Linked DNA regions of Mus musculus: regions 1 and 3 are each linked to region 2. A link is a loop called in an ENCODE intact Hi-C map of the cell type or tissue named here. Cell type or tissue: left cerebral cortex. All regions are shown on one strand. Each heading gives the region's core, and the rest is flanking DNA. Links, peaks and the distances in the headings are about the cores only.

Region 1 (11,018 bases), core at 953-8,952, 420 kb after region 2:
ACTGTGAGCATCCACGTCTGTATTTGCCAAGCACTGGCCTAGCCTCACAGGGAACAGCTGTATCAGGGTCCCTTATCTCCTTGTACAAAGCTCAAATCTAAGTGGATCAAAAACCTCCACATAAAACCAGAGACACTGAAATGTATAGAGGAGAAAGTGGGGAAAAGCCTCGAAGATATGGGCACAGGGGAAAAGTTCCTAAACAGAACAGCAGTAGCTTGTGCTGTAAGATCAAGAATTGACAAATGGGACTTCATAAAATTGCAAAGCTTCTGTAAGGCAAAAGACACTGTCAATAAGACAAAAAGGCCACCAACAGATTGGGAAAGGATTTTTACCAATCCTAAATCTGATAGGGAACTAATATCCAATATATACAAAGAGCTCAAGAAGCTGGACTCCAGAAATTCAAATAACCCCACTAAAAAATGGGGTACAGAACTAAACGAAGAATTCTCAACTGAGGAATACTGAATGGCTGAGAAGCACCTTTAAAAATGTTCAACATCCTTAATCAATTTCACATTCTTAAAATGTGGCTGGCAATGGACACAAAGCAGGGCCTAAGCAAGTTCTGTTGAATAAGAAAGATGAGGAGCAGCAGCTTCTGGGGGCACGAAGGTTTCCTTTGTGAAGGTAAAGCTGTCCACTATGGATGGACGGCGGCATCTGTTGCATGACCTGTTCAGAAAACGGTCAGGAAGTTTATTTGTCACCTAGTCGTTTACAATGACAAAAGCAGAAGGAATTTCATCATGTCCTTTAGTCATCTAAATGCCTGATTTATATATCTCTCCCTATCTCTGTTCTGCCCAAAATTTGTTCCCAAGCAGGAACAAAAAATTACCTCCAATCCTGTTGGGATACTTGGAGGACAAGGTCTAGAAATCCTTGCCAACCATGTTTGCATCACCCATGGTCCAGAAATCTCACCTAAAACATCCACATAACCATGATACAGCAGGATACCACCTGAAGTCCAAGGGTGCCTAGGCATCTTCAAGGAGCTCATTGGTTTACGGGATTCGAGGTGTCCTGTCTCCTCTCCTCATCAAGTCAAGCAACTCATGAGATCAGCTACCTAGTGTTTCTGCCTGGTTCCCCCTTATTTTCGTTTCTAAGTGATGGAAAGACAACCAGCATCTCTTCAAAAGCACCAACCCAAAGCCTTCAGGTCACATGGAATTCTCCCTCCATCCCAGACACAACACTGAATTGGTTGCCAAATTTTATTGATGTTTGCCATAACTATTTCCCACAACTTTCTCTCTTGCTGTTCTCCTTTTTTCCCCTATAAACTCACTCTTCTTGCTGACACGGGCAATTTTCTGCTTGAAACAGGCAGTTTCACTCTTTAAACCATAATGGAGTCCTACAGGCCTTGAGGACAGGTTAGGAGTCTTTGGAGCCAAGAGAGGGCCTGCTTATGGGATGGTTAGATGGCATTTGAACAAGGAGCTCAGGCTGCACCAGATGGACAGAACACATAGACCATCCAGAGAGGGAGGAGGGCTGGCCCTATGGGACCTCGCAAGCCAGAAACGACATGGAAAGCCACTTCTGGTTTCCAGTGGAGCAGTAGAAAGGTTTGGCTTTTCAGAGGCTCCTGGGAGCTACTGGGTGAAGAGAGAGATAGTGGGCAGGCAGGAGGGCCATGAGGAATGGCTGCAGTCCTAGAAACACAGTGCAGAGCTCCGAGGCAGACGGTGCTGTATACACAGGCTCTCCCAGGCCGTTCTCTTCGCTGTTCTTCCCATGCCCTATCTTTTAAGTTTCTTCTGCTTCTCTACTCAGCCTTTTAGGAGGTCTCTCAGAGCCAGTTACAGTGTGAATGCCTGCAGCCTCAGCCATGCTAGAGGCTGCTGCAGAAGGATCAGTTGAGCCCAGGGTTTTAAGGCTGGTCTTGGCAAATAGTGAGGTCTCATCTCTAAAACAAAAAAATGTCTTCATTCCTTGGAGCCATACTAGGGAGATGCACTATCAGGAAACACTGCCAAGGTCACTTTCAATACGCATACAGAATCTCTGTCGTTGTGTGCTTTCTCCATCTGCTCCAGGCTGACCCTGTTCAAACACCATCTCCCCATCTCATGAGAAGGCCTTACCTGGACTCTCACTAGAACACAAAACTCCCCATGGCCTCTACTTTCCACTCTTCTTTGGGGCCCAGGTTCATTCCTTTGCCTATCAGCCTTCCCTACGCACTGAAGATCGTTCCCTGATGGTACTCATTGTCAATTTTGCTCAGCCACAAAAACAATTCACTCACCTGCCTCACTTGTCACCATTACTGACTGCAGAGTTCTTCCTTCTGCCCTGACTACTTAAACTTCACCAAGACACAATACTACAGCTATAGCAGACAGAAAGTGTGTAGATCCCCTTCATGTGCATGCTACTCACAAGACCATAACATTGCTGTTTGCTAAGTCACAAGGCACTTGGAACCTTAATGTTGCCTTAGACACCAAACACACAATGGGAGTACAGTCTACTCTACAACACTTCCAGCAATTAAAGCCAGAACACAAACAGATGCTTTTGTGTGAACATTGGAGTGTAAAGAGAGCTTTTTCTAAGCGTGATAAATAACAACAAAAGGCCGCTCAGCGCACAGAAGCACTGGGCCACAGCACTGAGTACAGGAATCCAGAGAGTTGAAAACGAGCTCTGTAAGTTCTGAGCCTTGACATCTTGGATCTGAATTTCCGCGGGTGTGCTGAAAGGCTCTCTGAAAGGTTTGTGCCAGTGGCCTCCCGGAGTGGCTGGGATGAGAAAGGCCAGGAGCACCGCTAAAGGCGCCTGCCACAGTCACCAGCTGCATGAGGCCTGAGTGCCCCCAGGCAAACAGACAAGCTCCGCTGGACCGGCAGACAAGCAGTCTCAGAGGCCCTCTTCCCCTGCACAAAGCACTGCTTCCCCTACTTCAAACCCTCAGCTCCTTAAAACTCCCACACCATGGAGAAATCTAAGGAAAGCAGGGGTTCCCCGGAGAGCCCAGATTTCAGGCCTGCTGGCTGTGCAGATAAAAGCCAGCAAAGGAGTACCCTGCACCAGCGCCTGTCCAAGCTCCTAGAGACTTCCCTGTACGGATGGACAGCCCTTTCAAGGATGGAGGGAGTTCTCAAATTATCCCTGCTGTGGAGAAGCTGAACCTCTATGTGGCTAGCCAGCGGGGCCAAGTACCAACTTCACCTGACAATGTAAGAAAGAAAGGAGAGTTCCATTAACATGTTCTTGTTTGATATTCTCTGTCTACAACGTAATCGCTTGCTTTCATTAGTTATTTCACTGGTGGTTCCACATTTTGAAAAAAAAAAGAAAAAGAAAAAGGGAGTTAGATTTTAAGTACATAACTAAATACACAAAATCGTTTCCTTCGGCGTTTTTACCATAGCAAAAACAAAAAACAAAAACCTGCCACCTATCAGCAGCACCCCTGGAGAACTCCGTGTCACCAGCAGGGAACTCTGCACTTGTGGAAGATGCCTATGGCTGAGTGAAATTTAAACAGGAACTGCAGAGCAGTATCAGTGAAGTCTCCTTTTGTTTAAAGATATGCACCTTTATCTTGGTTTTGGAATAATCTCCAGAAGGATAGCTACAAGCTTCCCAGGGGAGATTGTGGGAAAGTGTATTTCCTGTTTTGTTCACTTCTGTATAAAAAACAAAACAAAAACAAAAACAAAAAAAAAAAAAGACTTTCAACAAGCATCCTATATTTATACAAACAAAAATCCATGTTCAGAGGGGTGTGTGTGTGTGTGTGTGTGTGTGTAAGTTCCTAAGCTGGGGAACAAAGAACTCTAATGTAACAAGTAGTGGATAACGATGTCTTATTTGTTACTATAGTATCTATAGAACATACTATTGTCACTTCATAAGAAGTTCATGACCCTAAAGTTAGAAAATCCAGGTCATTAACAGAAATGCAGCCTCTTTGCTTCAGTGGGGAAAAAACAAAACCCTGCCACAGTCTATTGTTAAGTCCTCACTGGGGAAACTTGAGAGCAGACCCCACAACGTGGGGTGTGAAGTGAGTCCAGGTGAGAACTGCAGAGGGACAAGTCCTCCACAGCCCAGTCTCCTCTGGCCCTCCCACTCTCTCCTCAAGGCTGGCCCTGATACCTACAAATCACTTCTTTCCCCCTTCCTTCCCCTTTAGCGGTGCTCCTGGCCTTTCTCATCCCAGCCACTCCGGGAGGCCACTGGCACAAACCTTTCAGAGAGCCTTTCAGCACACCCGCGGAAATTCAGATCCAAGATGTCAAGGCTCAGAACTTACAGAGCTCGTTTTCAACTCTCTGGATTCCTGTACTCAGTGCTGTGGCCCAGTGCTTCTGTGCGCTGAGCGGCCTTTCTTTCCTGTTCTGTGTGGTGGGGCCAGCTGGTTGTAAATTATGGAATCTGCTGGAAGGGGAGGAGCGAGGGATGGAAGATATATAGTGCCCAGGTGTATTGCTCCTCAGCTGATCACCTGGGAAATGCTCAGTGAGATGCCCACCACCACCACCACCACCACCACCACCCCGTGGAGAGCTGCACACCGCTACACCGCCACATCTAACTGTTCTAAACACAGCCTACAAGGAAACTAACTTTAATAAAGAAAATAAAACACTCTTTGTTTCTGACAGAAATCACCGCGAGCTCTGACTGGCCACTCTGCTGAGAAAGAACTAAGTCACTAGGGTTCATTTTTATTTTTATTATTATTATTTTTATTTTTTTTCCTACTGCACTTGTAGCAATCCTGTAGAGGAGAAATTTAAATGAGCATTTCTCTGCTGCCATCTTGTGGTTTGTCTAGGAAAAGCACCAAAAGCCTGGTCGACCTCAACCTTGCCAATAAACAAGAAAGAAAAGGTCTTTTTGATTACTTAAAGTCATTTATTTGATAGAACAAAGTATAAGTTAATCTATGTAGCAAACCATTTATAATATATAACCCTACCAAGAAAAATGTTTATGCCTACCAGCGAAATGGCTCAGTAATAGCAAGCATTGCTGCCAAGGCCTGAGATGGTAGGAGATGGACTCACACAAGTTGTTCTCTGACCTCCCAATGCACACTGTGGCATACATACACATATACGCGCACGCACATCCAGGGACATGTGCACACACATACACGTGTATGCACATACACACACACTAAAAGTAAAGAATGCATCATCTGGAGAACTAAGGACATGCTGAAAACACTGCAGTTCTGCTTTACCTCCTCACCTCTCCTTCACAGCAAATCTGGAAAGCATGCGGGTTTCCCGTGGGGAGGAACGCAGCAGAATCTTCAAGGGAAGCTCTGTGTGCTCTTCAGAATCCCATGAGTGGGACCTGAGGCTCAGCGTCCACTCATTCGCACAGTGCATATACCTTTCACTCCTCGGGCACAGCATCAAGACAAGTGGAAGAGTGGATAAACATACGCCTATGTTTATAATTCAGATGGCTCAGTAGAGGAGGAGGAGAGGAGGGACCATGCCTGCTGCCACTCTGAAACTCTACTCTGTTAGGCTCCATATGATAGATATATAGACTATTGGCTAGACCGAGAGAGGGTTGCATCACACACATGAGGGGGAAAAGACACCTAGTTTAATTAAAATTTCAGATAAACAACAATTGAATATGTTTATATGAAAAAATATCCTTGTGTTATTTATTAAAAATTTAAATTGCTAGCAAATGTCTTATACTTTATCTGAAACCCTCGCCTTTCCTTACCTATTGCCAGTAGAAAAAAATAATATCTCATCCACATGAAAATAAACAAATTGGTTGTTCTTTCTAACATAAACCTATGATACATTAGTAACTAAAATAAAATTGAATAAGAATACCTACCATATATTAGGAAAAGAATAAGGAATGATAGAATGGTATAACTGAAGGTCAGTTCGGCCATGCAGATTTCTGGTGAGTGTCTCCACAGACAACACCACACTAAACTTGAGTAGAAGAACAAGATGGAGCCCTGTTCTCCAAACAGAACAAAGAAGCAGAGTGAAGCTAAAGCCGGTGGTATAAGCAACAATAGAGAAAATGGATGTCAGGCAGCATCTGTTTCTCAGCCTTCATACAGTCTGCAAGCACTGGCTATCAGGGGGCAATAATTAGGCAAGGTATGATCCAGTTTTCTGTCTACAATAAAACACCTGAGGAAATTCACTAATACAGTGATGCTCCCAACCAAAATCAAATTGCCCAAAACAACAGCAAGACACTGCTTTGGGAGCACTTGGGAAAGCAAACTGTTTATGCCAGCATCTGGGAAGCAAGTGAAGAAAGGGTTAAAAAGGAATTCTTTCCCATTGCTCTTCCTCATGGATGGGTACCCATCACCACTCCACCCCTGGAATCCACTCTTTTAACATGACATGCAACCTTTCAGAAATCATTTTATGTTAGTAGTGGTACTGGCTGGGAATTGAACCCAGGACTTTACATGCGATAAGCACACAATTTACCACTGAGCTCCACCCCAACTCATGCACTGATAAACATCCAAACCTCTATTTGTTACCTGCAAAACAGTATGTCAAACTGAAAGCAATCAGAGGAAGCTTGTCCAAGAGTTTTGCTTTATGAAACAGAGGCCACAGCCCCAGAGCCAGTAGCCAGTGCTGGTCTACACCCCATCTAGGGTTTTTTTCTGGATGCTGCCTCCTTAGTTGAGGTCTGACCATGAAATGGACTATTTTTTTATATTCTTGGTATAGATTTATTTGCAGCTCAGTGAAGTGGCATTACTAAACGTCAGCAATGACTAAGCACACTTGAAAGTGGTTTCAGAAAATGTCATTAATGGGGTATGCACTCACTTCCTTGCTCCTTCGCCTATCCTTCTGTGGAGCACAGATCTGATATGTGGATTCCTGGAAACCATTTGGATCACGAATGTTTGTGCCACTTTCTAGGGAAAGTGGAAGATGCCATCAGATCAAGTCTTAGTGGTTAAAATTCCTTACTTCATGTGAGGGAGTGACATACGTTTATTGCTTTTGTAGAACAGGATTTTAATATTTTCAACTGTTAGCATTTAACAAACAGAATATTTTAAGATATATTTCATTGTTATGTCTCCCTTTTCATTTCTGATTTTATTAATTTGGATACTGTCTCTGTGCCCTCTGGTTAAGCCCGCTAAGGGTTTGTCTATCTTGTTGATTTTCTCAAAGAACCAGCTCCTGGTTTGGTTGATTCTTTGAGTAGTTCTTTTTGTTTATATTTGGTTGATATTTTGTTTCAGCCCTGAGTTTGATTATTTCCTGCCATCTACTCCTCTTGGGTATATTTGCTTCTTTTTGTTCTAGAGCTTTCAGGTGTGCTGTCAAGCTGCTAGTGTATGTTCTGTCTAGTTTCTTTTTGGCAGCACTCAGAGCTCTGAGTTTTCCTCTTAGGACTGCTTTCATTGTGTTCCATAAGTTTGGGTATGTTGTGGCTTCATTTTCATTAAACTCTAAAAGGTCTTTAATCTCTTTCTTTATTTCTTCCTTGTCCAAGTTATCATTGAGTGGAACATTGTTCAGCTTCCATGTGTATGTGTGCTTTCCATAGTTTTTGTTGGAATTTAAGACCAGCCATAGTTTGTGATAATCTGATAAAATGCATGGGGTTATTTCCAACTTCTTGTATCTGTTGAGGCCTGTTTTATGACCAATTAAATGGTCAGTTTTGGAGAAGGTACCATGAGGTGCTGAGAAAAAGGTATACCCTTTTGTTTTAGAATAAAATGTTTAATAAATATCTGTTAGATCCATTTGGTTCATAGCTTCTGTTAGTTTCACTGTATCTCTGTTTAGTTTCTGTTTGCATGATCTGTCCATTGCTGAAAGTGGGGTGTTGAAGTCTCCCACTATTATTGTGTGTGATGTGATGTGTGCTTTGAGCTTTAGTAAAGTTTCTTTTATGAATGTTGGTGCCCTTGCATTTGGAGCATAGATATTCATAATTGAGAGTTCATCTTGGTAGATTTTTCCTTTGACCAGTATTAAGTGTCCTTCCTTATCCTTTTTGGTAACTTTTGGTAGAAAGTCGGTTTTATTTGATATTAGAATGGCTACTCCAGCTTGTTTCTTGGGACCATTTGCTTGGAAAATTGTTTTCCAACCTTTTACACTGAGGTAGTGTCTGTCTTTTCACTGAGGTGAGTTTCCTATATGCAGCAAAATGCTGGGTTCTATTTACGTATCCAGTCTGTCAGTCTATGTCTTTTTATTGGGGTATTGAGTCCATTGATTTTAAGAGATATTGAGAAAAAGTGATTGCTACTACTTCCTGTTTTTCTTGTTAGAGATGGAATTATATTTGTGTGGCTGACTTCTTTGGGGTTTGTTGAAAGATTACTTTCTTGCTTTTTCTAGGGCGTAGTTTCCCTCCTTGTATTGCTATTTTCCATCTATTATCCTTTGTAGGGCTGGATTTATGGAAAGATATTGTGTAAATTTGGTTTTGTCGTGGAATATCTTGTTTTCTCCATTTATGGTAATTGAGAGTTTTGCTGGGTATAGTAGCCTGTGTTCTCTTAGGGTCTGTATGACATCTGCCCAGAATCATCTGGCTTTTATAGTCTCTGGTGAGAAGTCTGGTGTAATTCTAATAGGTCTGCCTTTATATGTTACTTGACCTTTTTCCCTTACTGCTTTAATAATATTTCTTGGTGTTTTGATTATTATGTGTCGGGAGGAATTTCTTTTTTCCTATCTATTTGGAGTTCTGTAGGCTTCTTGTATGTTCATGGGCATCTCTTTCTTTAGGTTAGGGAAGTTTTCTTCTATAATTGTGTTGAAGATATTTACTGGCCCTTTAAGTTGGGAATCTTCACTCTCTTCTATACCTATTATCCTTAGGTTTGGTCTCCTCATTGTGTCCTGGATTTCCTGATTGTTTTGGGTTAGGAGCTTTTTTGCATTTTGTATTTTCTTTGACTGTTGTATCAATGTTTTCTATGGTATCTTCTGCACCTGAGATTCTCTCTTCTATTTCTTATATTCTGTTGGTGATGCTTGCGTCTATGACTCCTGATCTCTTTCCTAGTTTTTCTATCTCCAGGGTTTTCTCCCTTTGTGATTTCTTTATTGTTTCTATTTCCAATTTTAGATCCTGGATGGTTTTGTTCAGTTTCTTTACCTTTTTGGTTGTGTTTTCCTATTATCCTTTAAGGGATTTTTGTGTTTCCTCTTTAAGGGCTTCAAGCTGTTTACTTGTGTTCTCCTGTATTTCTTTAAGGGAATTATTTATGGCCTTCTTAAAGTCCTCTATCACTATCATAAGAAGTGATTTTAGATCTGAACGTTGCTTTTCCAGTGTGATGATGTATCTAGGACTTGCTATGGTGGGAGAATTGGGTTCTGGTGATGCCAAATAGCCTTGGTTTCTGCTGCTTATGTTATTATGCTTGCCTCCCTCCATCTGATTATCTCTAGTGTTACCTGCCCTCGATATATCTGACTGGAGCCTGTCCTTCCTCTGATCCTGGTTGTGTCAGAATTCCTAAGAGTTCAGCTGTCTCTGTGGTCCCATGATTCTGTGATCCTGAGATCCTGGGTGTGTCAAAGCTCCTGGGATTCAAACTGCCTCTGAGACCCTGAGATCCTGGTGTGACCAAGCTCCTGGGATTCTAGGATCCTTGGCTCCTGGGTTTATTAGAACAGCTGGGATTTGAGCTTCTTCTGGGTGTTGTGAGACTGGCTGCAGAGTTTGTGCCCAAGGTCTGTTCAGGGCACTGGCCCAGACCGGAAGGAAAGGGTGCCACTGGTTGGGTAGAGTTCCTGGGTGCCTGGGTCCTGCTCAAAAATGGACTAATTTATAACCTAGTTTGTACATGATAGATAAATTCCTGTGTCCATGAACCTATGCTGTTAAAGCAGTGAGAATTTTAGAAGAGAGACTGATGCCTCAATTGTAACACAGATCAAAGTACACATGCACTTAGGTAAACACAGTGAAAATTATTAACAGCAGCTGATGTTTCCAGCTTGTCATCAAGTAAAACCTACTCTTTGACCTCTTGAAGCAGGTTTGAAGGCTAGTTAGTCTCTAGGCTTCGTAAGAAATTGATTGGAAAAGGTCACGCTGTCTTGACAAGTGGTTCACAGAAGCAAAGAGCAAGGAAAACTGATAAATTCTGATGCTACTCACACATTCCAAAGCTTGTAAAGAACAAATGGGGGGCGGGTAAAAATGAAAGAAAACCTGAGATGAAGCCTAGCCTATCACAAAACAGGCTAATGACGTGGAACATGGAAGCAAAGGGATGTACCCTGTCTGCATTGGCTCTGGTCCCTCCTTGCCCTAGACTCTCAGAAGCTCTTAATGTCATGTTGGGAAAGTCTTGGCTCCCAGGTCCTCATAATAGTCCATGCTGTTATGTAAAGGAGTAAGCTGGCCTCTTCAAACAGGAAAGCCAGCAGGACACTTCTGTGAAATGTGGATCAGTACTAGTCTCTGGCTTTCCCAGGGTCACAGAGGATACTTTTCCATCATTGCTTCCCTGGGTGTCATTTACCTCCCTGCCCCTGCCCCACCCCCAACAGAGGATAAACAGACCTGTAAAAGGGCCATTTATATGGTACCTACTTGCTGGGCCTAGCTTACTACGTTCCATTTCAGTAAATCATCCAACAAATGGGCACCAAAATCCAAGTGTACTCTCACACTCTTCAAACAGTAACTATAGTTTATTATTTATTTTATGAAGAACTAAAGGAGTTGCTGGTTTTCATAGAAGACCTCTGTAACCCCAGCACTCAGAAAACAGGAATTGTATAGTGAGAAATTTTTCTGAAAATGTCTCACCTTCGAAAAGAATGAACTTTTGCCACTTTGCAGCCAAGTTAATAATATACCTTGAGTTCATTTAAGACCATTTAAGATCGTGTACTCGCCCTGCTACCCTAGTGTGCAAAGCCTGCTTAATTTTAACCTACCGTTGGGAAAACAACATAATCAATCTTACTATGCCTTGTGTGTGCCTGTGCAAGAGCAAATTGTGGAAGTCTTCCTCCTCCTGTCGT
Region 2 (11,018 bases), core at 1,237-9,236:
TCTTCCCATCTACCCAGTGCTAATAGCTCATCTAATTACTACCTGCTACATGATCTGTTATCCCTGTGGATGTTTAGATTCATACTACTTTAACCCTATCCACCCCTGACAGTGAACTTTCCCTCTGACTCCTTCACTGGGAATTAGCTGGCACAGGCTTTTGAAAGCAGGACCCGTGTATGAGCTCTCAGGACCACAAACCTTGCCATGCCTTGAGACTGAGAATACCAGAGCCTAAAAGCAAGTGTAGGTGGATTTCTGCAGCTTTAAGAACCTAAGCTGGAACACTGAATAGTTTGCAGCCACCTCCATGAATGAGCTATCAGTCAGAGTACAGAGTGGTAGAGAAAAATCTCATGACTGGTAGGAAACTAGGAAAGATTAGGGGTGATCTTAAAACCCAAAGAGCAGTATTTATCAACTGTGTAATAAAACTTATGAAGTTATTTAAATGAACTAATTACGAATAATTATTTAGACACTATTATATATAATAATAAAATAATAATGTACATTTTGTCATATGTAGTTCTGATACAGTCTCTCATTTATTGTCTTTAGACTCAGCTCTTTCACCTTTTCATAAACAGTGCTTCTCATGTTGCAGAAACTGACATCTACAGCCTTGTATGTGGCATACAAGACTTGTATATAACATCCAAGCCAATATCCCTACTCATTTGCTCATTCATTCAGGCAACAAATGCTTACAGTAAGCTTGTTGAGACAATGGACACAATGATTCCATTATTTAAAATGATGCATGTGTCCTCTTGGTATAGTCCATAAAACAACCTATATGATTGTGAATAAAATAATGTTGCCTCTCAGTCTCTCCAGGAGTCTCAAAATCTGCAGATGTTTAACCCTCCTCTACATTAGCATTTGTTAATAATATTTGTGTAGTACCTATACATACTATAATTTTTCTCTAGATTACTTCTGATACGTAACCCTAGGAATTGCAAGAGAAACAGTCATTATATTATTTCATTCAGAAAATAGTCACAAAAAAAAGCTCTAAACATGATCAATGTTGGCATAGTTTTTCCCCCACATATTTTCAATTTGTGATTTATTTGAATCTGTGGATGTGGTGGGCTGACTATACATGCTGAAGCTTGACCACAGAGCAATGTGAAGTAATTCAATCGTTGTCTCTTCTCAACGCACTGCTTAAAAGTCAAAGAAAATTACTAGTGTTCATTTGGGCAAGGACAATGTATTGTGGTTGCCTCTATACTCCCGTCCTTTTACTATGGCAGCAACCATCAGACTTACACTTGAAGTTCACCTCTTACACTCAAGAGATTGTTATCTATCTACTGTCTCTAAGACAGGCCCATAAATGCTAGCAAGCAGTAATGTAACCCAGAGTCCTTGGTGGTTTAAAAGGAAGTTCTTTACTAGGACAAAACTGGATGATTAACTGTTGGGAAATCACAAGACTCTGAAATCTATTCCCAGTGGTCTTGGAATCTAGAACATTAGAGCCAGCTGTTGTAAAGGTTCCAGTTCTCAGTCAGTTTTCAGTTTCTCCCACACTCTAAGCAAAGCAATATTGGGCCACCAGGCTCAGCAACACTCAGACTCTAAGATACTATGCCAAGAAAGGGTGCATGTTATTAGAACTTGCTCTACAAGCAGTGATTTTTACCTTGACCAAATCTTTGTATTCATAAATCTTGGAACTGGGATGATTCAGAACCATCACAAGGTTTTTGGTTCTAAAACACATCCTAGAACCATCACATTTAATCAGATTAAAGCACCAGACCCGACCTGAATCCCAGTTTTCACGTGCTCTGAGACAACTAGCTAGGCTCATACCCAACCTTGTCCTGCTGATCCCTATTTTGCTGAATCTTTTTCACAATGATTATGTTTGCTTTCAAGAAAACAAAATTTCTTAAGACTGCCATACACATCACTACTGAAATACTCATCACCAGGGACTCCTATCATACTTCAGCCACCACTGGAGTATCTACACTAACTTAGATCTTTGTTTCAGTTTACACTGTTCCAATGTAAATTGTGATTTAGTATTGGCTATGCTATGAGGCCCAAAATGGAAACAGTAATGAGAAATTAATAAATGGGAATCAAATGAGAAAGATGGATAGAAGTCCATCCAGAAGAAAAAAACAGACAAATGTGAGTGATAATTAGTGATGTTAGATTAGATAGATGATAAGATAGGTGATAGATAGATACACAGATAAACAAAGAATTCTCAAAAGAGGAACACTGAATGGCTGAGAAGGACCTAAAGAAATGTTCAACATCCTTAGTCATCAGAAAAATGCAAATCAAAACAACCTGAGATTCAACCTCACACTAGTCAGAATGGCTAAGATCAAAAACTCAGGTGACAGCCAATGCTGGCAAGGATGTGGAGAAAGGAATTGCTGCTGGGATTGCAAGCTTGTACAACCAACCATTCTGGAAATCAGTTTGGTGGTTCCTCAAAAAATTGGACATAATACTACCTGAGGACCCACTAATACCACTCCTGGGCATATACCTAGAAGATGCTCCAACATGTAATAAGGACACATAATCCACTATGTTCATAGCAGCCTTATTTATAATAGTCAGAAGCTGGAAAGAACCCAGATGTCCCTCAACAGAGGAATGGATACAGAAAATGTGGTACATTTACACAATGGAGTACTACTCAGCTATTAAAGACAATAACTTCATGAAATTCTTAGGCAAATGGATGGAACTAGAAAATATCATCCTGAGTGAGGTAACCCAACCACAAAAGAACTCACATGATATGTACTCACTGATAAGTGAATATTAGCCCAGAAGCTTGGAATACCCAAGATATAATTCACAGACCACATGAAACTCAAGAAGAAGGAAGACCAAAATGTGGATACTTTGATCCTTCTTAGAAGGGGGAAGAAAATACCCATGGAAAGAGTTACAGAGACAAAGTGTGGAGCAGAGACTGGAGGAAAAGCCATCCAGAGACTGCCCCACCTGGGGATCCATCCCATATACAATCACCATAGGCAGTCACTATTGTGGATGCCAACAAGTGCTTACTGACAGAAGCCTGTTATAGCTGTCTCCTGAGAGGCTTCACCAGTGCCTGAAAAATACAGAGGTGGATGCTCTCAGCCAACCATTGGACTGAGCACAGGGTTCCCAATGAAGGAGCTAGAGAAAGGACCCAAGAAGCTGAAGGGATTAGCAGCCCCATAGTGGGAACAATATGAACCAACCAGTACTCTCAGAGCTCCCAGGGAGTAAATCACCAACCAAAGAGTACACATGGTGGGACTCATGGCTCCTGCTGCATATGTAGCAGAGGATGACATAGTTGGTCATCAATGGGAGGAGAGGCCCTTCATCCCGTGAATGTCCTATGCCCCAGTGTAGGGGAATGCCAGAGCCAGGAAGCAGATATGGGTGGGTTGGTGAGCAGGGGGAGGGAGGGAGAGGATAGGAGGTTTTCTGCGGGGAGACCAGGAAAGGGGACAACATTTGAAATGTAAATAAAGTAAGTATCTAATAAAAATAAATAAATAAATAAAGATAGATAGATAGATAGATAGATAGATAGATGATAGATAGGATATATAATTAAACCATTTATTCAAGAGAGATTATAGTGATCAATGAAGTCATGCCATACATTAAGAAGTATGATTAATAATTTTCTTATTTGAAATCAAAAAAATAATATAAAACTATACAAGAAAGCTGAGATTTCTTTTAAAATGAGAAATTAATACGACAAACTCCAAGCTAAAGAAAAAAATAAAAAACAAGTTAATTAGACAACATTTGCCTGTGGAACTCAGACTTTATCACGCCTTCCCTTGACATGTCTCCTTACCGCTTCATGTCTTTAGTTAACCAAACAACAGTGAAAGCCAAAAAAATGAGACTAATACACTGAGTTACCATGTTCGACAGGGGAAGCATAAACATCTTCTAAGGTGAGGCTACTATAAGCAAAGGTGAATAAAGACATCTGAAAGAACCATTCAGTTGCACAAAAGTACTGCAGAGGCTGTATCCTCACAAACTTGAGCATCTGCCATGACAACATGATAAATGCAGCAAGTGAACAAAGACAAGCTTCTTTGGACAATCCCACACTCTACAGCCTGGGCAAATCTCAAGGTAGCCTTCACATGTACCAGCAGGGTGCTGGCTTCCCACTCACTCCTACTCATAGCCACTCACCCATACCCATGAGCAGCTGCAAGCTCTCAGATCACAACAAAAATAACAATATTTCATTGTCTTTGGAAAATATTCAGCCTTCAGAAGATTTCTCAGACAAATTACATGTTGAGCAAGATGCCAAGCACTAGCCACAGGTGGCTTCTGAGTATAAAAAATGTGACTAACTCAAAAGTAAATATGCAGGCCTAGTATGATAAGCAGAATGCTGGAATATCATGTGTTCAAATGACATGATGAAAATGTTGAGTAAATATATATATATATATATATATATATATATATTCAATTAGATTATTTTTGTGGCTTGCATTCTATTTCTACTAGTCTGTCCTGGTCTATAATTTACATACTGATTCATATCTGATTTCAGTTAGTTATTAATATGAAATGGTGTCTGATTATTTTCCTACAAAAGTGGAAGACTAGATGCAGTATTATATAGAACACTCAAAATTATATTTGGTTCTCTAGCTTTTCTGAAGTTTGTGGCCCTTTCTATGTTTTCCATTACACTTTTGGGCTAAATAGAATCCTACCAAATCAAATCCATAATGCATGTAAGTTGGGTGCAGCCTACAAATAACCCGAGTGATTGCAAATGGGGTCGTTTGTGTCTGTAGTACCAGGACATCTGTAGCATCCAGAGGTCTCATGGGGGATCTACTCCCAATCCTCCCAAGAAAAACTCACTGACAATCTAATGTGGAACAGAGATGAAAACTATGCAAACATTAGCATGCCATTATCTTTAAAGATCAGTCAAACTTTAGGAAGTGGAACTCTGAGACTTCAGTGTGATGCAAATCACTGTGCTGGGGGCAAGTTTTCTCACCTAGGTATCACCACACTAACGTTACACTGTTCTGCTTTCTTTTTCTAAACTTCATTTGAGCCTGATCCCCAGAGTTAAACCCTATCTGTCAAGAGACTTGTTATATGTAATGCTCATTTGTGTTTCATAATTATTTTGAATCAACACAATTAGTTCCACATTCTTCTGTTTTCTTCCTAAGACAACTGTAAACATTTTCATGCAATTCCAGCTTTTGGTAATAATTACCTTTTCATTTACCAAACTAAAAAAAAAAAAAAAAAAAAAAAAGTAAAATGGTCCAGAGGAAAAACCAAGAGGTTTTTCTCTTTCAATTATCTGTGATAATTCTAAAATTTAGAGTGTCTTTGGTCATACTTTTAGTGAGATTAACCTAAGAATAAGTCTGAGGGACATTTAATTTTTTAAGAACTATACTTGAATTTAAAATTTCACTTTATTGTCCAGTATTATCTGTATTGATTACACAATAAACTTAAGGAAAACACGGAGTATTTGATAGGGCAGTCTCAAACTTGCAAGTGTATTAGAATCATCCAAGTTTAATGACTGCTTCTATAAATTAAATGTACATCCCCAAAGCACACTGGTAATAGCTTATCCAATAGAACTCAGAATCTCTAGGTTTGAAGAGAGGTGGGGAGTAATGCTCTTAACCCTTAAAGATTATGGGTGACAATATGTCTCATACATTTCATTTAAGTTGGACTACAATGATTTCAATTTGATGGCCCTCCCTCACCTGAAGTTAGAAGAGTACATTGTGGTCAACCAAGGAGTAGAAGTTTAGGTGTCTTTCTAGACAGTCCACTTTTGCATTTCAATATTTCTAAGAAGGCTTTCTTCACAAATTGCTCCTAAAATAGTATTTCCTAACAGATTCTTCAGAGGCTGGCAAATTCCCTACTGGGTGGTAAAATTTGTAGACAGGAACTAAGCATGGAAAATGAATTCATTTTCTTCAGGCCACTTACCCTAAAGCACATACCACCATCTGGAGGGTGTGGACACCAAGATAAGAACTCAGAACACAGTCTCTGGGTTGTCCTCTGTCCCATAGCTGGGCCCTCCACAGAGACCATGTTCAGGTGTGTGCTGCTTCTTTCTGTCTGGATGTGTGGTTCTCCCCAGGATGACACTTGGGCAATTTTGAACAGTATGATAACAAGATGACAGGGAAGCCTCTCTGGTGTCCCAAGGTTTGAAGACGGAGGTGGTGGTTCCGGAGTCTCTATACATCAGGAGAGAGAAAAGAGTTTCCTCTTACAGGTGAGCATCAACATCTGTGACACTGAAAGCTCATCTTGTAACATTAAATCTCAGGTCAATGGTCCCTCTGGACATGTCACCCTTGGTTCTAATAGGATCCTAACAAAGAGATTTGAAAATCAAAGTATGTAAGGATAGAAGGATCAATAACAGGGCATCATTAAGAATAGTGCCCATAGTCAATAAACAGATCTGTTAAATTAGAATTACTAAAATCAATGAGTCCCACCCTTGCCACAATGGCAGTAGCAGCCTACCTCGAGGACAGAGATCATCAATGGTGGCAGTCCTATCAGAACCCTGTTTTCACAAGAGCTTGAGCATCCAGTTTAAGTCACGGTATTCTCCCCAAATTGAGATCTGATAAGAAAACAGGTATTTTTCCTATCCACACACAGCCATTGTGAGAACATTCAGCTGCTTTTTAAATCAAGTGGTAGCACTGTAAGAAAAAGGCACGAGGTAGTTAAAAATTTGAAGAATATGTCAATTGGTAAAATTAGATAAAAAGTTACGCTGTGTTCTGCCCTACATTTGGACTATCACAAGTGAGGCAAACTTTTCTAGGCACACTGCTGAGGACTGCCAATTTAACAAGCTGTTCTGTGCTGCAAGGGACATATTTATGGACATACTTTCAACGAGACGTACCTAGTGCTACCAAGCTGTGCTGTACTGAAGAGCAGAAAGAATCAGAACGATGGATTTAAAAAAAAAAAAAAAGAAAGGATTTCACACATGGGTCCTATTAAAATCAGAGCAAGTATTCTGCATTTTACAGGCAAAAATATTTAAAATAATGACAGGGTTGTTGCATGATCTAAGAAGAAAACACCCGGGAAATGTAAAAGACAAGATTGACACAGCATGTTTAGCCCAGGCTGTTGTATGACAAGGCTCTTGAAGGGAAAGAGGAAAAGCCCTGAACACTCTGAATATTCTCATTTTTAATCAGCTGGGTCAATCCAGCTCTAACCCTGTTTAAAACCTGGCGTTATTTTCTCAATGATTTTCGAACAATTAAATATGTGGCCATTTATGCCCCCTCAGCTTTCTGAAGGTCAGCAGATCACTCACTGGCTGTCATTAGTACTACTGTGTTTTATATGAGAATTCTTTGATGGTGTATGCCCTATGATGTACCTTCTATCCTGGGGAGCATGTGTGGGGAAACTACTGAGTCAGAATCCTTTTTTGTTTAAAACTAACCACCTATTTCTATTTCTGGAATTGTAGATACCACGCCAACTTAGAGCCCATCTTCTTTGTTCTGAGGGAAAAAAAATCGTTGAAAGAGAAAGAATAGAATATAAAATCATTGTTTTTGTTGATATATCAGAAATCTGAAGTATAGCTTCTTTTTATGAGGGAATCACTTTTCTTTCATGCATTAAATGTATATCCCCCACTTCTCTGGTCTCTCATAGAGACTTCAGGAAGAAAGAAAGGATTGTGACTTTTCTGTTTGATTACTACTGTCACCACGGCATTTTATCGAGTCACAGATATCTGGATGAGCTCCTTTCTGATAATCTGATATTGTTGGCTTAGCAGGCCATGGGATCTTGGCAACAGGCATAAGCCAATGAGCATGACTTCGAGCCAGAAAAAAAAAATGTTTGCAAAAGTAGTGATTGGCTGCTATGGTGGGCTGAGCCTGTACTAACCTATAACTTACATCCAAGAGAGGATGTCTTCAATAAAGAGGCCAAACCTCCTAGAAAGACTGCCACTGCAAGGAAAGAGTCCAGAGCTGAATACCCAACATGGGTATGTGAGATGTTCCAGAGGGAAAGAGGCCATAGACTGGGAAACTGACACTACTCTAGACCCACTGTTTATAAGAGTAAGGATGTAAGTTCATAAATTAAGAAAGATGTTTGCTTAGAGCTCTGAGTCTGCAAGCTTGGGCTGCCTTGGGCATGGAGAAGAGTAAGTAACTTGGGCCCTTTTCTTCTCAAATAGGTTGAGAAACTATGACCAGTGTTGCAATCTTGACTAGGGGTTCGACTCCTTCCTCATAGTCCTTGCCTTTTACAGAAGTGAGAGCAGCTGAGCTGCTGCATTTGACCAAGCATTGTAGCTTCTTCCTCTGTGAAAGGTTATATAACTTAAGACTGAACAAGTTCCTAAGAGTGGGAAGAAATTAGAAGAAAAGATGCTCATTTTTATTTGAATATTACAAACTATTCTATTCCCTAACTCAGAAAGCAGGACAGAGTCTTCATAAAACAAAGTGAATGTCCAAACTGGGGAAGATGTCTCTGTCTTTGATTTTTGGATAAAAGCAGGAGACCCATTAGCTAAAATCTACTCCTGAGATTTAGACAGTGTGACAACCACAAAAAACAAACAAACAAAAAAAACAAAAACAAAAACAAAACAAAACATACAAAAAACAAACAAACAAACAAACAAACAAACAAAAAACCCAAAACATGCTTTATGTGGAGATGCAGCTAATTCATGGGCAGAGAAGTCAAGGTGTGTTAGAAAGTTGATCTTTAGATGTAATCTGTTTAGTTACAAAAGCCACTCTAGCCCACAAAGCAAACTAAGGTTTTATTTCAGATTAAGAATATTTTGATTCTGATTTATACACTCTTGAAATTATAATTGCAAATTTCCTAATGGTTTTACCTTGGTTTTTAACAATGTTAGATGCAGATGGGTAAAGTATTCATATTAGGTTGTTGTTGTTGTTGTTGCTGTTGTTGCTGGTGTTGTTGTTTAATGTTGTAGCTAGCATCCAAAAGAGTTTCAAAGACTCACTACAGTTCAGAGGAGCAGTACTCTACCCCAAGAGTCAACTTCTATGATTGACACTCTGCAGTCTTTGTACCATACTAATCTCAGCAGAGAAAACATTAAAGCCCATCACAACAAAGCAGTCCAGCACCCAGGCTATAAATGCCTTGAGATGGAGCTAATCCATAGCAGACTTATTCTTTTCAACTTGGAATAAGATAGAAGACACAGAACTCACACCAGGAAATACATGAACCCACTCGTGAAGCATCAATGATGGCACTCCATCCAATGGATGCCCCTGATAGCCCACCAAGGTTGGAATCCAACTCTTCTGTGAAAATATAATCAAGCAATTTACCTTCTCTTTGCCTCATTTCTCTCTGTTGGTGCTGGGGGTGATGCAGGAGATGATATAAGGATGAAGTGAATTAACATGCTTGGAGTTTCTGGAGCAGTGCCTAGTAAGTGCTCTGTAAGTGCTAGACAAATGCAGGAGATCTCAAGGAAGGAAGTCTCAAACAGGAATCAGGAAATCAGTCTAGCTACTGAAGTGTGTCTAGGAAGGATTTCTTTCCCATCTTAGGGCTGCTATTTTCTGCCCTGTGAATACAGACAACAATATCTATCCAAGCAATTATAGAGACTTCAGTGGAGAGGAAATGTACTTTGAAAAATGTCCATTAAATTATAATAGATCTTGGTAATAGATTCCCTTCTTTGCAAGAGAACATGTAGTGCGGTTTGGGGACTGAAAAGTCAAGAGCTGGTTATCATCTGCCCCATCTCTAGCAGTCAATTCTTGGGCACTCACAGTCCTTCAGTCTGTTTGGCTCCATGAGTTGCACACCCTCTCACTTGATCTCCATAGAAATACTGTAAACAAACCTGTTTTGGGGAAGAGGGGTCTACAATTCAAAACAGGCTATACCATTTGTCCCCTGCTCTTAACCAGCACAGAGTAAAACTGAGTCCACCGAGTCTTAACCACTGGTTCAAGTTGTCTCCTGTCCCCTCCCCGCTTCTCTAAACAATAGACTGCTTGGCTCTTATTCTCTGGAGCAATACAGTTTTTTCTTGAGTTGCCTTTTTTGGTCCTTGTCACAAATTATCTGCTGGTAGTCAGGCTTCACAAAAATAGAGGCGAGGCCTGTGCATCTGTGTGCATTCCCAGGATGCTGGCCAAGTGTCTGGGAGTGTGGAGGAGTAAAGTGACCAAGAGGGAAGAATAAACACTCCACTTGCTGGAATGTTTTTGCTTCCCCACTGAGCAAGGATGAAAGCCGCTACCTCAGATGAGTGTGAAGGCCCAATCACAAGAACAAAGTTGAAAGCTTCTGAAAATCACAGAGCTCTTTCCAGATCATGACAATTCATGTTTGTCAAATTGTGCTCAGGTGGAGAAAGGCTAGACTTCTTCCCCAATTCCTCTGGAAAATGGACTTTTAAGGAAAGGGATTTTTGTTATATACCATAAATAGAGAAAAATATACAAGACAGACAGAGATGGACAGAGAGGTTACAAGCTGTCTGCCATGAACTTGGAACACTAACTGGGCAGCAGATTGGCTACTGTTGAATCTCTTATGGCTCCATCACACCTTCATTCTTCTCTAATTTTTTGCCTGTCCAGCCCACTGTGGAGGCTACATAGTTTGAAAGCTATGCAGGAAGGTTATAAACCACACATGCAATGAGGGGCAAGTTATTGGGCTTGAGAATGATACTCCAAGTACTGTCATTTTGTGCACAAGAGACCTAGAACTGAAGGAGCTTGGCAAAGCTAGAAAGCAAGCCTTCTGTAGCATTCTCTTACCCTCCTTTATCTTTCCTTCATTTCCTAAGGCAGGTCATAGAAACTAGAACTGCTCCCCAACACAGCAAGCCATAAAACCTAGAAACATCTCTCTGACCTACCTCCCCTGAAAGTAGGTCACAGTACTTGGTCCAGAAAGAT
Region 3 (11,018 bases), core at 1,146-9,145, 270 kb after region 2:
AAGCAACAATTACTTTTCCTTAATATTTCTTAATATCAGTGGACTCAATTCCCCAATAAAAAGACATAAACTAACAGACTGGCTACACAAACAGGACCCAACATTTTGCTGCATGCAAGAAACCCACCACAGTGACAAAGACAGATATTACCTTAGAGTAAAAGGCTGGAAAACAATTTTCCAAGAAAATGGTCCCAAGAAACAAGCTGGAGTAGCCATTCTAATATCGAATAAAATCGACTTCCAACCCAAAGTTACCAAAAAAGACAAGGAGGGGCACTTCATACTCATTAAAGGTAAAATCTACCAAGATGAACTCTCAATTCTGAATATCTATGCTCCAAATGCAAGGGCAGCCAAAATTCATAAAAGACATTTTAGTAAAGCTCAAAACACACATTGTACCAGACACAATACTAATGGGAGACTTCAACACCCCACACTGATCAATTAAGAGGTCATGGAAACAGAAACTAACCAGTGACACCGTGAAACTAACAAAACTTAGGAAACAAATGGATTTAACAGATAGCTTTAGAATATTTTATCCTAAAACAAAAGGATATACCTTCTTCTTAGCAGCTCATGATACATTCTCCAAAATTTACCATATAATCAGTCACAAAACAGGCCTCAACACATACAAGAAGATTGAAATGATCCCGTGCATTCTAATAGATCACCACAAACAGAAGCTGATCTTCAATAACAACATAAATAATAGAAAGCCCACATACACGTGGAAACTGAACAACACTCTACTAAATGATAACTTGGTCAAGGAAGAAATGAAATTAAAGACTTTTTAGACTTTAATTAAAATGAAGCCACAACATACCCAAACTTATGGGACACAATGAAAACAGTACTGAGAGGAAAACTCATAGCTCTGAGTCCCTCTAACAAGAAACTGGAGAGAGCATACAATAGCAGCTTGACAGCACATCTGAAAGCTCTAGAACAAAAGGAAGCAAATTCACCCAAGATGAATAGATGGCAGGAAATAATCAAATTCAGCGATGAAATCAACCAAGTGGAAACAAGAACTATTCAAAGAATCAACAAAACCAGGATCTGGTTCTTTGAGAAAATCAACAAAATAGATAAACCCTTAGCCAGACTCATAAGAGGGCACAAGAACAGTATCCTAATTAACAAAATCAGAAATGAAAAGGGAGACATAACAACAGAATCTGAGGAAATCCAAAACATCATCAGATTCTACTATAAAAGCCTACACTCAACAAAACTGGAAAGCCTGGATGAAATGGACTATTTTCTAGACAGGTACCAGGTACCAAACTTAAATCAGGATCAGATTAACAATTTAAACAGTCCCATATGCCTGAAAGAAATAGAAGCTGTCATTAATAGTCTGCCAACCAAAAAAAAAAAAAAAAAAAAAGCCCAGGACCAGATGGGTTTAGTGCAAAGTTCTATAAGACCTTCAAAGAAGACCTAATTCCAATACTCCTCAAACTATTCCACAAAATAGAAACAGAAGGCACTCTACCCAATTCATTCTATGAAGCCACAATTACTCTGATACCTAAACTACACAAAGACCCAACAAAGAAAAAGAACTTCAGACCAATTTCCCTTATGAATATCAATGCAAAACTACTCAATAAAATTCTCACAAACCGAATCCAAGAACACATCAAAATGATCATCCATCATGACCAAGTAGGCTTCATCCCAGGGAGGCGGGGATGGTTTAATATACGGAAATCCATTAACGTAATCCACTATATAAACAAACTCAAAGATAAAAACCACATGATCATCTCGTTAGATGCTGAGAAAGCATTTTACAAAATCCAACACCCCTTGATGATAAAAGTCTTGGAAAGATCAAAAATTCAAGGCCCATACCTAAACATAGTAAAACAATATACAGCAAACCAGTAGCCAACATCAAACTAAATGAAGAGAATCTTGAAGCAATCCCACTAAAATCAGGAACTAGGAAAGGCTGTTCACTCTCTCCCTACCTATTCAATATAGTACTTGAAATCCTAGCCAGAGCAATTAGACAATAAAAGGAGATCAAACGGATACAAGTTGGAAAGGAAGAAGTCAAACTATCACTATTTGCAGATGATATGATAGCATACATAAGCTACCCCAAAAATTCCACCAGAGAACTCCTAAACCTGATAAACAATGTCAGCAAAGTACCTGGATATAAAATTAATTCAAACAAATCAGTGGCCTTTCTCTACACAAAGGATAAAGAGGCTGAGGAAAAATTAGGGAAACAACACCCTTCACAGTAATCATAAATAATATATGACTTGGTGTCACTTTAAGCAAGTGAAAGAGCTGTATGACAATAACTTCAAGTCTCTGAAGAAGGAAAGCAAAGAAGACCTCAGAAGATGGAAAGATCTCCCATGCTCATAGATTGGCAGGATTAATATGGTAAAAATGGCCGTCTTGCCAACAGCAATCTACAGATTCAATGCAATCCCCATCAAACATCCAACTCAATTCTTCACAGAGTTAGAAAGGGCAATTTACTAATTCATCTGGAATAACAAAAAACCTAGGATAGAAAAAACTATTCTCAACAATAAAAGAATTTCTGGTGGAATCACCATCCCTGTCCTTAAGGTGTACTACAAAGCAATTGTGATAAATAAAAGTAAAAAATAAAATTTTTTTAAAAACCCTGCATGCTATTGGTACAATGACAGGCAGGTAGATCAATAGAATAGAATTGAAGATCCAGAAATGAACTCACACACCTATGGTCATTTGATCTTTGACAAAGGAGCTAAAACCATCCAGTGGGGGGAAAAAGACAGCATTTTTCAACAAATGGTGCTGGCTCAACTGACAGTTAGCAAGTAGAAGAATGCAAATCAATCCATATTTATCTCCTTACACAAAGTTCAAGTCCAAATAAATCAAAAACCTCCACATAAAACCAGAGACACCAAAACTTATAAAGGAGAAAGTGGAGAAGAGCCTCAAATATATGGGCACAGGGGAAATATTCCTGAACTGAACAACAATGTCTTGTGCTATAAGATCAAGAATCAACAAATGGGACCTCATAAAATTGCAAAGCTTCTATAAAGGCAAAAGGCACTGTCAATAAGACAAAAAAGGCCACCAATAGATTGGGAAAGGACCTTTACCAGTCCTAAATCCGATAGAGGAATAGTGTCCAAAATATACAAAGAGCTCCAGAGAACCAAATAACCCTATTAAAAAATTGGGGTACAGAGCTAAACAAAGAATTATAGCTGAGGAATACCAAAGGGCTGAGAAGCATCTAAAAAAAACAAATGTTCAACATCCTTAGTCATCAGGGAAATGCAAATCAAAACAACCCTGACATTCCACCTCATACCAGTTAGAATGGCTAAGATCAAAAACTCAGGTGACAGCAGATGCTGGTGAGGAAGTGGAGAAAGAGGAATAATTCTCCATTGCTGGTGGGATTGCAAGCTGGTACAACCACTATGGAAATCAGTCTGGATGTTCCTCAGAAAATTGAACATAGTATTACTGGAAGATCCAGCAATACCACTCCTGGGCATATGCCGAGAATATGCTCCTACATATAATGAGAACACATGCTCCACTATGTTCATAGCAGCCTTATTTATAATAGCCAGAAGCTGGAAAGAACCCAGATGTCCCTCAACAGAGGAATGGAGACAGAACCTGTGGTACATTTACACAATGGAGTACTACTCAGCTATTAAAAACAATGAATTTATGAAATTCTTAGGCAAATGGATGGAACTAAAAAATATATCCTGAGTGAGGAAACCCAATCTCAAAAGAATACACATGGTATGCACTCACTGGTAATTGGATATTAGCCCAGAAGCTAGGAATACCCAAGATACAATTCACAAACCACATGAAACTCAAGAAGAAGGAAGACCAAAGTGTGGATACTTTAATCCTTCTTAAACGGGGTACAAAATACACATGGAATGACTTACAGAGACAAAGTGTAGAGCAGAGACTGCCCCACCTGGGGATACATCCCATATACAACCACCAAACCCAGACACTATTGCAGATGCCAACAAGAGCGTGCTGACAGGAGCCTGATATAGCTGTCTGCTGAAAGACTCTGACAGTGCCTGACAAATACAGAAGTGGATACTCACAGCCATCCCTTGGACTAAGGACATCGTCCCCAATGAAGGAGCTAGTGAACATATCCAAGGAGCTGAAGGGGTTTGCAGCCCCATAGGAGGAGCAATATAAACTTAGCAGTACCTCCAGAGCTCCCTGGGACTAAACCACCAACCAAAGAAAATACATAGTGAGATTCATGGCTCTAGCTGCATATGTAGCAGAGGATGGCCTAGTTGGTCATCAATGGGAGGAGAGGCCTTTGGTCCTGTGAAGGTTCTATGCCCCAGAATAGAGGAATGCCAGGGCCAGGAAGCTAGAGTGGGTGTGTTGGTAAACAGGGGGAAGGGGAAAGGAAGGGAGGGTTTTCAGAGGGGGAACCGGGAAAGAGGATAGCATTTAAAGTGTAAATGAAGAAAATATCTAATTTAAAAAAGAAAAGAAAAGCTAACAGAGATTCAGCTTGTGACCACATGGATAATGAGGTGACCCCAAGGTCTGGGGAACGAAATGAACCATCAAGTGGACATTAAGTAGGGGAAACCTTCAAATGTTAGTGATAAGGGCAGAGAGAGCATGTGAGAGAAAGGTACAGTGTAAGTCATGAACTTGTTAGTCCATTTGAGGTACTGTAGCAAAAAATGCAAACTGAGAGACTTATTAATAACAATAAGTGTGTCTTCTTATAGCTCTAGAAATTAGAAGTCCAATAGCACCAACAGCTATGGTATCTGGTAGGCTCTCTATCTGCCTGACACATTAATAAGGGCTTTTATGTCCTTATATGAGAGGGTAAAGAACCTTTTCTGGGCCTCTTTTCTATAGGTTCTTCATCTCATTTAAGAGGATACCACCTCCACAGCCTACTTACCTTCCAAAAGCTCCCCTTCTAAATTCCACCCTTTGAGAGCTGGCATTTCAACCTGGACTTGTAGAGACTCAAACATTCAGCCTGTATCAATGTTCTACGGAAGCAAAGTCAGCTCGCAAATGTTCAGTGTCAAGAGAGTACCCACAACAACTGTGAGGTCTTCCTGTCTCTTTCTTCTCTAACAATCACCACTAATTCTGGTGCTATAGAACACTGGGCAGCTGACTCAAAATTGAGAGTGTGGCCTTTGGAACTAAAGAAAAGCAAACAGTAAGGAAAATGAATAGAGAGATTTTTCTGAATATTCCTCATGAGCCCTGCTTGCTTAACATGATGTCTATAATATTAAATAGTGTCCTTGCCAAGCTTACTAAGACAGCTTGGCCATATGCTTTCCATACATTGATAAAGCTCAAGCACCACTCTCAATTTTGAGTCAGCTGCCCAGTGTTCTATAGCACCAGAATTAGTGGCGACTGCTACAGAAGAAAGAGACAGGAAGACCTCACAGTTGATGTGGGCACTCTCTTGACACTGAACATTTGCGAGCTGACTTTGCTTCCACGGGTGACTCGGAGTGGCCCCGTCTGGGGGTGACTACTGCAATACCCATGCTCCTGGGTATACCAGCTTCACGGCCTGAAACCTTTGGACCAGCCAAGGACAGAGGTAGGAGGAGTCCCATGATGTGTAGTAGGCTCAGTACCCCATCTTTCAGAAGCCTTCTTTCTGGTCTAAGCCCAAATGCTAAACAGAAAAAGTGATAACAGAAAGAACTCCTGCCCAGTGCAAATGGAGTGGCCAAAGCATACCCTACAGTGTACCCAGAGAAATTCCCTGAGCAACTTTCCTTCCTGGGACCAATACTTTTTTTTGTAATAGGTCGAAACCCCATCCCCTGATGAGGAGCATACGGCAGGGTGGTGGTCTTTCTGGGTGTACTCAGGTTTTCCCCACACCCCAGCCCAGCTCAGCCTGGCTTGTTCCTAGCAATGAAAGAGAGAAGATCCTCAGATTTAGAGCTGAATCAAAAATGTGTCACTTCTAAACCTAGAATAAAACTTGAAACATTTGGAATTTTTGTGTTTCATTTGGCTCTGGTTTAAAAAAAAAATACGAGTTTGAAGCCTCCACAGGTTTTGTGATCTCTTTTCATGGGGAGTCTTAGAAGCTTGGAAGATAAACCTAAGTGTGATCTTGATAGAATCTAGAGACTGTAATATTTTGAAATTCTTGAAATACATGGGCTACAAAGGCTGATTTCCAAACATTTATGCAGTTACTGTTAACTATTGAATGCATGCCCATACAAGCTGGAGAGTGAGATGTTAAGAGAGCCAGTTTATAACCCTGGAGAAAACCCCCTCCATAACCAGAAATTCTCCTTTAGGATACCAGAACTCAAGCCTGGATTTCCCCCCTTTAGGGTTAACATTGTGGATAGTGCTGAAATTCCCATGTGTCCCTATCAATACACAGACACCCACACATTGAATGAGCCCAAGCACAGAAGAGTATGTCTGGCAAACATGAAGAGCAGAAAAGGGCTGGTAAGCAGAGCACTCCATAGGATTTTTCTTGGCTTGGCAGGCTCGGTCTGTGCTTGCAAGCCACATGCTGCAAATGAGGAAGTCCACTGTGGAGTTGACAGGTAAGATGCAGAAAGTGCCTATCAGAAGTCAACTCACAAAACCAAGCCTTTGACAGCACAATGTGACACTCGGTGGGAAACATAAAATTTGCCAGCTGGCCCAGCAACAAGGAAAACTTCATCCAGGAAGCTCAGCTTCCTCTCTCCTGCAGAAAGTGGGCAGCCCCTTTTGATTTCGGGTTGGCATACAGAAAGGATGAGAAAGAGAGACAATAATTGCTAGTGATCAAAAGGCTGTGAAGAAGAAAATAAAACAGTGGCAAGCATTCCGTTAATGGAACTCCTCTGGACCCTCAGCAACACAAAGTGAATGTTTAAGATGGAATCCAGGCCTGGGAACATTAGAATAGAAAAGCAGGAGTCTACCCACGCAGACAAAAAGACAGAATGCATGTAAATGTTTGCCTTTCATTTATTTTGAGCAAACATTTCCTTCCACGTAACAGACTCGTCCCGACCAGAGACTTCCACCTGGTGTTCTTTCAGCCAGATGGAAGTGTAAATTATTTAAATACATGATCTTCCATTAGCTGTTGAGCTTAAGTGCCTCAAAAAAATTTAAATGCCTTTCCAGGATTCTAGAAAGCATTTGCACTAAGATAGATAAACATATTTTCAAGACACAACTCCAATGACAGAAATTTTTAGATTTTAAAATACAGTCAGCATTAGCATTTGTAAGTAATTATGAATTCTGCAAAAGTCTGTTTACACTGTAAAAAAATAAAATCAGAGTTACTGATATAATTAAGGGTTTTTTTCCCCTCCACATGGTCCACTTCGTACAAACCAAGCCCTGTGCTCATGACACACTGAGGAGCTGTAATGGCCCACCTCGAACATGGAAACACTTCCACCATTCATGGATCTGACGTTTTTGTTTTATTTTGTTTTGGTTTTTTCAAAAATATGTTTTTAAGTGAAGAAATTTTAAAAAATGTTTTTAATGTAATCAGTTTCCTGAGGAGAAATTGTGTCAGCACTCCTGGGGACTCAATAACAGCCCTGTCCACGTGTGCATGCACTGTGGGATAGATGGGTTCAGTGGAGGAAAGATGTCTGAAATGACTTCCAGACCATAATTACCTACTTGGTCATAGAATTATAAAGGGAATACATTAGAGCTAAATGTTTAAAAGTCATAAAACTTCAGAAATTGAAGCTTGAAGGTACACTGTATTGGTTCTTAACAAATTGATTTTGGTAAACCACAAATTCTTTGCCATTGGCTCTGAGATGCTCCCAGGTAGTCTCCATTTCTAACATGTTCAGATGATGTGGCTCCAGCTCACCCGTGGACCACTCTAATAGCCAAGTTCTACTTGTTCAGTGTGCCTCATCATCCCCTTGTGGGTGGCTTGTCTTCAGAGGATGAAGGCATCAGATTTCACAAAATGGGAGAAAAAAAATCACTGCTTTGCCTTCATGAACCTTTTCACATCCAGCTGACAATCAATATCAGATATCAAAATAAAGGTTACAGTGATGTGCACTAAATTATTGCGTTTTCTGCTATAACAAAATAGTAGAAGATGAGACTCTATGAAGAATTTAGCTCAGTAATTCCAAAGGCTGAGCACCTCCATCTATTTGACCTCTGCTAAGAACAAGGGGACAGCACCAAGATTGCTCAGGGCATCACAGGTCGCAGGAAAATGGAAATCAAACACTCATTCTTCCTACAACTCTCACACTAACCATGTCATGGTTAGTGTGATTAACCATTAATTATTGGTGAGGAAAGATTCCCCAGTGGGCTGACCTTTCTCCATGGGGCCTCACCTCTTACGGGTTCTACCACCTCAGAATCATCCACTAAGAATTACACCTATAGCACATAACCTTTGAGAGATACACGCAAACTGGATCCAAACTGTTCCACACAGTGGCTTTTAAACTTGTTTAGCACAAGAAATTAGTATTTTGAAAGATACTCACTCACCAGTCTGGTTTAAATTAACTGTGTACCTTTGTTTCCGACCAATTCACTTCTCAGTCTGAATTCACTCAACCATCATGACTAGCTCAGATGACAGAACTCTTCTACTGTAGTAAAGAGAGCCCAATGTCTGTGGCCTTGTTTAATTATCTTTCTGTTCCTGAGTCACTTTTCTTCTTTATCTATGCTTTGATCCAAGCTCCTCAAAGTAGTCCCAACGTGAAAAATGCCTGGGCTTGGAATCTTGTATTTATCAAGGTTTCACTTCACATTCCCTTTTCTTTCCCTCCCTCCCTCCTTTCTTCCCTTCCTTCTTCCTTCCTTTCCTTCCTTCCTTCTTTCCTTTCATTTTATTTTTTGACATGACCCAATTTGTTTTGGACAGGGTATATATGGTATGTTTTTAGTCAGTTTTGTTACTGTGATGAACAAAACTTGTGTTCCATCAGGAAGAGCTGAAAAGAGGAAATCTGCTTTTTCTCTCAGCTTCAGAGACCTCCCTTTGTGCTTGGGGGCTCCATCACTACTGGGCCTATGTGTGATACGTGGGTGTTATAGCAGGTCTGTGTTTGGGGGCTTCATCATTCCTGGGTCTGTGTGGTAAGGTAGATATCACAGCAGAAAGTACATGATGGAGCAAGATGGGATCATGACCAGGAAGTTGAGTGAAACTGAAAAGGACCCAGAAATGATACGCCCTTTAAAGTCCTTCCCCCCCAGGAACCACCCTCTAAGCAGGTGCCTCCCTGTGGAAGTACAGCCACCCATGAAGTTTTGATGAGTTAACCATGAAGGTTAAGATCCTTATAATCTATTCCCTTCTCAGAGGCCCATCAACTGGTAACCAAACCTTCAGAGGACAGTTTAGATTCAAGTCATAAGAATGTCTCTTTTCGTTTCCTGTCATGACTGTTCAGTCCCACAGCTCCTTGGCCAGATCTCATTCCCATTTCACTTCACTCTCTTATTGTCCCTCCCACACTGGCAGAGGCCTAGAGATCACCATTCCATCACAACTCTGCCTCAGTATTCACCAGCACCATCTCTATCATGGAGAAAAGTCATACACAGTGAGTGTATGTGACAGTTTCCATATATCAGCTCAGCTGAGGTTTCTGTTTTTAACAAAATTGACTTTGGGAGCTCAGTTCTTACTAACCCTGCCTTTTCAATGCCATAAAAAGAATGATCTTCTGTGCCTTGTCCAGTCTCTTGTCATCAGAGAGATGTCCTCCAGCAGTTGGTTGGAACAGATGTAAAGACCCACTGCCAAACATTAGCCAGACAGAGAGGCCAGGTTGTAGATCTCCATCAGGACCCTCCCTCTAGAGCTCAGGAAATACTGCAGAAGAGGGAGAGGAGAAATTATAGGAGCCAGAGGGGTCTAGGACACCCAGAGAACGTGGCCCAGAAGATAATTAAACATGGGGGCTCACAGAGGTTGAAGTGGGAATCACAGAGCTTGAGTGGATCTACACTTGATCCTTTGCAAATATATTATGGCTGTTTGGTGTTTGGGGGACTCCTGACAATGGCAGTGGGAGTGTCTCTGATTATTTTGCCAGCTCTTGGTAGCATTTTACTCTTTCTCAGTTCCCTTGCTCAGCATTGATGTGAGAGTTTGTGCCCAGTCTTATTATATCTTGTGCTATGTTCCATTGCTATCCCTGGGAGGCTTGCTCTTTTCTTCGGGGAGGTGGGAAGGAGTGTAGCTGGGGGAGACGGATGGTGAGAGTATTGGGAGGAATGTGTGGAAAGGAAGCTATGGTCAGGATGTATTATATGAGAAAAGAATAAAATTCTGTTTTTAAAAAAATGATCTTAAAACCTGATTCTTTTACAAATTTGAGGTTTGAAAGCTTACAAATAACACACTTCCTTTCCCCAGCTCAGTTCAGAAATGAGATGCACACAGATCCAAGTTGATAAAATGAAATGCAGTCCTCATTTTTATTAAAGCTGTTAGGAAATTTTGTGGAAGGTGAGAGGAATAAATGCACCCTCTAAGGATTGCTCAATTGTCTTAAAATCACAGACTGTGTCCAAGCTGTGCTCATCACTGTTAACTGCGAGTCCTGCAGTCTCATTAGCACGCGTCACCTTCCCAGAGCCTGGGCAGAGCCAGTTCTGCCTAGTTTGCTGCATATTCAGGAGCTGATGTCTTCTTCTCAAATTTGTCTTTCAGATTTCTTTTTCTCTGCTCATTCCTCCCTCCAGAAATGCTTGGTGAGGGATAGAAAGGAAGTGACTTGAATATGAGCTTATTGATGGACATAGGCAATTTAATATCAGTTGCTGGCTCTCTCCCCATGTCTGTGCATCCTTGCCAATGTGGGCACAATAGAATCTCATGGTTTTTTGGCCTGTTCTTACTGTTTGAATGGAAATGGGCCTCATTGGCTCATAGATTTGAATACTTGCTTCCCAGCTGGTGGAACTGTTTGGGAAGGATT

What was found. A loop is a pair of places that touch in the nucleus more often than their neighbours do. Peaks named below come from ENCODE experiments on the same cell type or tissue, not always from the same donor. Only the 100,000 strongest peaks of a DNase experiment are listed, where the experiment ranks them.
Region 1: a loop joins it to region 2, with 4 times the contacts of the local background. A loop is called at or near these places in 2 of 42 quality-filtered maps.
Region 3: it touches region 2 in a loop (3-fold over the local background); 2 of 42 quality-filtered maps call a loop at or near these places.

Annotation. Positions count from the first base shown.
Region 1 is chr3:19,057,601-19,068,618 of GRCm38, forward strand. No RefSeq gene overlaps it. Among named protein-coding and RNA genes, the nearest start is that of Armc1, 100 kb to the right of the region's middle. In left cerebral cortex, for the core only: CTCF peaks have their summits at 3,439 and 4,805 (motif pointing left); DNase peaks (open chromatin) are centred at 2,960, 4,109, 4,383 and 4,783.
Region 2 is chr3:18,633,561-18,644,578 of GRCm38, forward strand. It overlaps Gm30789 (predicted gene, 30789), which reads right to left and starts at 9,535. Exons shown (of 4, transcript NR_166210.1): 1 at 9,423-9,535; 2 at 6,571-6,755; 3 at 6,019-6,275. In left cerebral cortex, for the core only: no CTCF peak of the experiment used is centred there; DNase peaks (open chromatin) are centred at 4,124, 6,081, 6,890, 7,469 and 1 more place; H3K27ac peaks cover 908 bases.
Region 3 is chr3:18,899,350-18,910,367 of GRCm38, forward strand. No RefSeq gene overlaps it. Among named protein-coding and RNA genes, the nearest start is that of Armc1, 260 kb to the right of the region's middle. In left cerebral cortex, for the core only: no CTCF peak of the experiment used is centred there; DNase peaks (open chromatin) are centred at 5,982, 6,549 and 6,990.